2 separate regions of the Homo sapiens genome follow, and region 2 is linked to region 1. Evidence: read pairs that join two places in POLR2A ChIA-PET (ENCODE). Cell type or tissue: Panc1. All regions are shown on one strand. Links, peaks and the distances in the headings refer to the core of each region. The heading gives the core; the rest is flanking DNA.

Region 1 (2,926 bases), core at 269-2,768:
AGAAAGGGTTTTTGTAATGAAAGATGGTATATATCCATTCATATTCTGAATTTGGAATGTGCAAAGTGACATATGATAATCCAGTGCATTGTTTTCAAGAGAGATTCTGAGAAGCAGACAGTGTTATCTGTTATCCAGAGACCAAAATGTACTAAAAGGCTTGGAAAAAACAAAACACCAGAAATTCTATCAACTGTGGAAAAGGTCACTTACTTTAAGCAGTGTGTCCTAATGCAAAGGGCATGGGCTTTGACTTCCCATATGTCTGTGGTTGATTCCTGAGTGTAGAATTTATGACTCTGAGATCTTGAACAAGTTAATTCACCTCTCTGAGCTTTGGTTTCCTAAGCTATAAATACATACACACACAGATATATAATAGACATATAGCACAGTGTGTGAATTTGCAACCATTTATTTAGTGACGATGACGATGGTAGTAATGATAATGATCCCACCCCTTATTTGTGCCTTTGTATTAGATTTCCCAGCTGATCTCACTTCCGTCTTGACAATGAAGTGGGTACAATCCATTCACAAGCATGCATTTAATATTAGATGGGTACATAGATTTGTTCTACTGATTATTAGGACCCAAAACTGGAAAGAAAGATGTTCGCACACACTGTATTGTATTTGAAGATAGACTTAAGGGCTGGCCGGGATGCTTTTATAATGGCTCTTAGAGGGAAGTAACTTTGGGAACAGAAGCACTTACCACATTATAAAGAACCAGAGAAAAATGAATTTAATCTGCACATGTTGCTTAGACATTTTCATGTTTTCTGCTCTAGTAAAAGACCAGGATATGTGTTTTTCCTTGGAAAATACACCCTGAGCTGTGACGTTAATGCCACTGTTCAGTGAGCATTTTGCATTGGTTTTGCTATCATTCTATCCGTTGCTCTGACCTGAATGATAAACTCAGACAAGGCATATAAATATTCTGTGACTTACTAAACTAAATGTAAAATGGGAATTACAGTACTCATACTGACCTTACAGGGCTCTTACAAGGATCAATTGATAACAATATGTAACAAAAGCAAGAAAATAGGAAATGTTGCATTTATACATTATCATTACACAGGACAAAGAACTATAGATCTTTTTTTTTTTTTTTTTCCAAAAACACTGAATGCATTGATCTATTAAACTAAAACTGTGTAGAACATTTTGAGGACATAAATCATCATCATGTATCTGTGTGTGCAACCTTTGGATTCACATTTGAAACTGCTCTTTCAATAGGGTTTGCCCCCATCAGTGGAATGTGCTCTAAGTACCGAAGTTGTACCATCAATGAGGACACAGGACTTGGCCTTGCCTTCACCATCGCTCATGAGTCAGGGCACAAGTAAGTGCCTCTTTGAACCACTACTTTATGTGAAAACTAGTTGGGTGATTCATTGGTGTTCCTCTAACCGTTGTTGTTGACTTAGGCAGAACAAAGAGGATCAGTCTTGTGTAAAGCTTAGAATAGTTTCTGACTATACAAAGGGCTCACTAAAGGCTAGCTGTTGTTGATTTCATTCTCTTTAAACAGCAGCACTTAATAGCCACACAGTACTCCTTCGTGTGCACAGATGGGGTCTCTGGGCTGCTAGGCATTTGTTTATTTTTGTTCATGTTTTGCAGCAATGAAGACACTTCTAGCTGATTCTTTATGCACAGGAAGTAATCATGGAGAAAAATTAATTCCCAAAGTATAATGGCATGCTGCTTTTTAAAAAAACTTTTGCTGCATGTACTGAATATTCTTTTAGTTGGCAACATTGCATGTACTTAATATTCTTTTGATTGGTGTCACTAAATCTTCCTTTTATGATGGAGACAACGCTATAGAGAATTTTCAAACATTAGAGCAATAGCAGCTGCATTGGAACAAGTATAATACTTTACAAAATAATTATTTCAATGTGTAGTACTCTTCAGATATACCAGTTTAGGATGTTTGTGTGTGTGTACTTGTGTGTATATTTTATTCAACATACAGGAAATAACTCATATATTTTCAAAGCATCTAGTTAATTTTTGACTTAAAAGCAAACATCATTCAGTAACCATAGTTGGTATTTTTATATGTTGGTGCTGCTATCTTTTTTCTTTTTTTGAGACAGAGTCTCCGTCTGTCGCCCCGGCTGGAGTGCAGTGGCACGATCTCGGCTCGCTGCAACCTCCGCCTCCCGGGTTCAAGTGATTCTCCTGCCTCTGCCTCCTGAGTAGCTGGGATTACCAGTGCCCACTACCATGCCTGGCTAATTTTTATAGTTTTAGTACAGATGAGGTTTCACCATGTTGGTCATGCTGACTACAGGTGATCTGCCGACCTCGGTTTCCCAAAGTGCTGAGATTACAGGTGTGAGCCACCACGCCCGGACAGTGCCAGTATCTTCTATGAGCTACATTTATTATCTTTAGGAAATTTAAACCTTGATCATTGTTGTTATTGTTATCCAACAAATTTCCAACATTATTATACACACACACACACATTTAGACACACATGCACACTTTCCTAGATATGAATAAGCCAATTTTTAAAATTGTAAATGGAGAAGCGAAAATGCTCACTAAGAACAATGCTTCTCATACAAAGCAGGAAACAAAATATGTGTGCATATCAAATGTATGTCTAAGTTTGTTTTACCAGCATGAAGTCCAACCGAACAGGTGTCACTTTTCAAAATACTGGTCATTGAAAAATTTCATTATCTTTGCATATGTGTTAAAATTATCCAAAATCAAAATCCAACATTTTAGATAAGGAAAAGCAGAACATATTCTTCAGGTAGGATTCAGGAGAGAAGTCAGAGGTTGGGGGAAGGACAGATGGTAAAATAAAATACATACCTAAGTTCTAAATAACATGGACTTAAGAAGTTCTGAAACAGACAATTCCTGAGATATTTATATGGCATTTGGC
Region 2 (2,926 bases), core at 211-2,710, 210 kb before region 1:
GGTTGTGGTGTATCAAATCGCCCTGAAACTTAGCAGATGAAAAAGGATAGACATTTATTATCTCACTTTTTTGGGGGGGGAGTCAGGACTTTGGACGCAGCTTAGAATCTCATAACATTGCATTCAAGACCTCGGCCAGGGCTGCAGTCCTCTAAGGGTGTGACTGAGGTTAGTTGATCTGCTTCCAAATTGGTTCACTCTTGTCTGGTAAGTTGGTGCTGGCTGTTGGCTAGAGACTGTGATTCCCTGCCCTAGGGGCACCTTTCCCTTGGGTGGTTTGAGTCTCTTCATGGAGTGGTAGTTGCATCCCCCCAGAAGGAGTGACCTAACAGAGGACAGGAGAGAGGCTATGACACTTTGTATGACCTCACCTTGGAAGGTGTATACTGTCACTTCTGCAATGTCCTATTGATCACACAGATCAGCCCTATTCATGGTTGGAGGGAACTACAGCAAGGCATGAATCTAGGAGCTGGGGATGCTTCGGGGTATCTTGGTGTCTTCCATACTATCCAAGGAAGACTCAGTTTGAATTGTAAGAGTTCCTATGATTTTGAACTGTTTGCCCCTTATTTTGGCTTTCTATTAATATTTTTTCAATAGTAAGTTTGGTGTTCTTTTCTTCTCTTTCCAAATTAGACATCTCAACTCCTAGCCTACGTTAATCTGAAACTGTTGGTCTTTACCAGAAAATAGCTTTCTCCCTCACTACTAAAAGAAGTAATGGCATGGACAAGGCACTGTCTTTTGATGGTTCTGCAAATTTATCATCACTGTAAATGTCATCTTATCATGGCTTGTGTGCTGGCTGAGAATGATGGTGCTATCCATATTAAACATGAAACCTTATTCTCTCCTCAGGCTGTTAGGTCCAGGAACATTCAGTGTAGGCAATATTAAGTGACTAAGGGATAAGTCGTGCAGGATTGAGAAGTGGGGAACTTGGGCCAGGAGTTGTATTTCTGTCTTAGATATGTGTCCAATGTACAGATACAGAATGCTGCTAATTTATTGCAAAATAGATATAGTTCATTTTCACATTGCTTTATCATTTTCTTCAGGAATCTAGGGAAAAGTTTGTAAGAAAATCACATTAAAAATCTGGTGTGGAGGTGGAGATAGGGTCTCTAGCATTGCTGTTTGGCATGAATTAGGAATTTTCAGCATATACGGTACATGTGGGTTTGGTTTATATTGTGGGAGGCAATCTTTGATTTTCTCCTCCCACTTGGCTCTCACAGCCCTTGTCTCTTGTTTGATGGGAAGAGTCACTGAGAAGAAGTAGAGTGTAGCGTTTTGGTGTTAGGTACGCCTATGTTTAATCTCTTCTCCATTTTACCTACTTGCTGTGGGATCTTGAGCACATAAACTAACCTCTCAAAGCCTCTGTTTTCTCATCTTTGAAAAGCTAATACCTACCTCCCAGAGTGGTTTGAGGATTAAATGAGACTATACTTGTGTCTGCACTGCCCAGCACAGTGCCCAGTCACGGGAGTCACTTGATTAAGTGGAAGCTGCCACATGGATTAGTCATCCTCTATCTTAGCTCCGTCCATCACTTCCTGTGGACCTGATAAAGATTGCTGCATATCAGGGTTGAGCAGGGCATTTCCAGTCCCCAGGACATTTTAACTTTCAACTTGGGCCCTCTGTGTTTCAGGGCCACTGGTGTCCTGGCACCAGCTCCTACTAGCTTTCAGGAATTCATTGTACTCTTTTCTCAGCTCTGAGCTCAAAGATGCCATGTTACTAACTTGAAATCAGTCATGCTGAGAATATTTACACCATGGCAAGCAGCCATAGGCAAAGTATTTACACCATGACCCTACCGAGCAGGTCTCCCATTTAGAGCCAGTTATGAAAAATTTACCAGCACGTCTCTTCCCAGGATGTTTCTTCAGGAAAGCAAACTGAATTACTCGACTGTTTTGCTATTTTTTTTTTTTTTCCTTCCAAATTCCTCTTTAACCATTGCTTTTCTTTTATTTTCCATTATGAACCACTTCAAAAGCTCATTATTTCCCCCACCCCCAGCTTGCCATTCTCTTCCTGTCTATTTCTTTCCTTCATCATGGTACCAGAGAAATATCCCAAAAGCATTAATTTCAATCATACCTACTGATTCCTGCTCAGAATTTTTCCATAGCATTGTACTTGTGTTGATGGCATGTCTTTGATTTCTCACTAGAAGTGGGATTTTAAATACCCTTGCTCTCCTCTCCCTGCTTGAGAGACCCAATGTGTTTATTATATGGGAATTTACATGGAAGAAACATGGTTTTTCTTTTGTTTGTTTGTTTGTTTTTTGGAGACAGAATCTCGCTCTGTCACCCAGGCTGGAGTACAGTGGTGCAATCTCGGTTCACTGCAGCCTCCACCTCCTGGGTTCAAGCAATTCTCCTGCCTCAGCCTCCCAAGTAGCTGGGATTTCAGGCGTGTGCTACCATGCCCGACTAATTTTTTTTTCTATTTTTAGTAGAAATGGGGTTTCCCCACTTCGGCCAGGCTGGTCTCAAACTCCTGACCTCAGGTAATCTGCCCACCTCAGTCACCAAACTGCTAGGATTACAGGCATGAACCACCACACCTGGCCAGAAACATCATGGGTTTTAACCACGGAAGAAATGAGTTGGAATCATAGCTCTGCCTCTATATAGCTAGCTGTTGGATCTTGAGTTGTTTACTTTCCATTGAGTTGCTGTGGGATGTTAATACATGCACAGTTCTAGAAATAGTGACTGGCAAACAGTAAGTGCTCAATAAATGCCAGGTCTTGCTATTGCTGTCCTTCCTTACTAATGCACAGCTTCCTCTTCAGCCTGTCCAAGTTCTTCTTTGTTCCGTTAAAGTGTCATGCTCAATAGGATCTGATGCTGTTTCCCAAATTCGGGGTGTCTTCCTCTCCCCTCCCCTCTGCAAATTCAAC

Evidence for each region. ChIA-PET counts read pairs that join two places held together with the same protein. Peaks named below come from ENCODE experiments on the same cell type or tissue, not always from the same donor. Only the 100,000 strongest peaks of a DNase experiment are listed, where the experiment ranks them.
Region 2: POLR2A ChIA-PET joins it to region 1 with 8 read pairs; 3 of 35 experiments call an interaction of 5 or more read pairs at or near these places.

What each region holds. Positions count from the first base shown.
Region 1 is chr16:77,357,749-77,360,674 of GRCh38, reverse strand. ADAMTS18 (ADAM metallopeptidase with thrombospondin type 1 motif 18) reads left to right here. Exons shown (of 23, transcript NM_199355.4): 8 at 1,252-1,357. Among named protein-coding and RNA genes, the nearest start is that of ADAMTS18, 76 kb to the left of the region's middle. In Panc1, for the core only: no CTCF peak of the experiment used is centred there; a DNase peak (open chromatin) is centred at 1,414; H3K27ac peaks cover 2,444 bases.
Region 2 is chr16:77,563,793-77,566,718 of GRCh38, reverse strand. No RefSeq gene overlaps it. Among named protein-coding and RNA genes, the nearest start is that of LINC02131, 26 kb to the left of the region's middle. In Panc1, for the core only: no CTCF peak of the experiment used is centred there; no DNase peak of the experiment used is centred there; H3K27ac peaks cover 1,560 bases.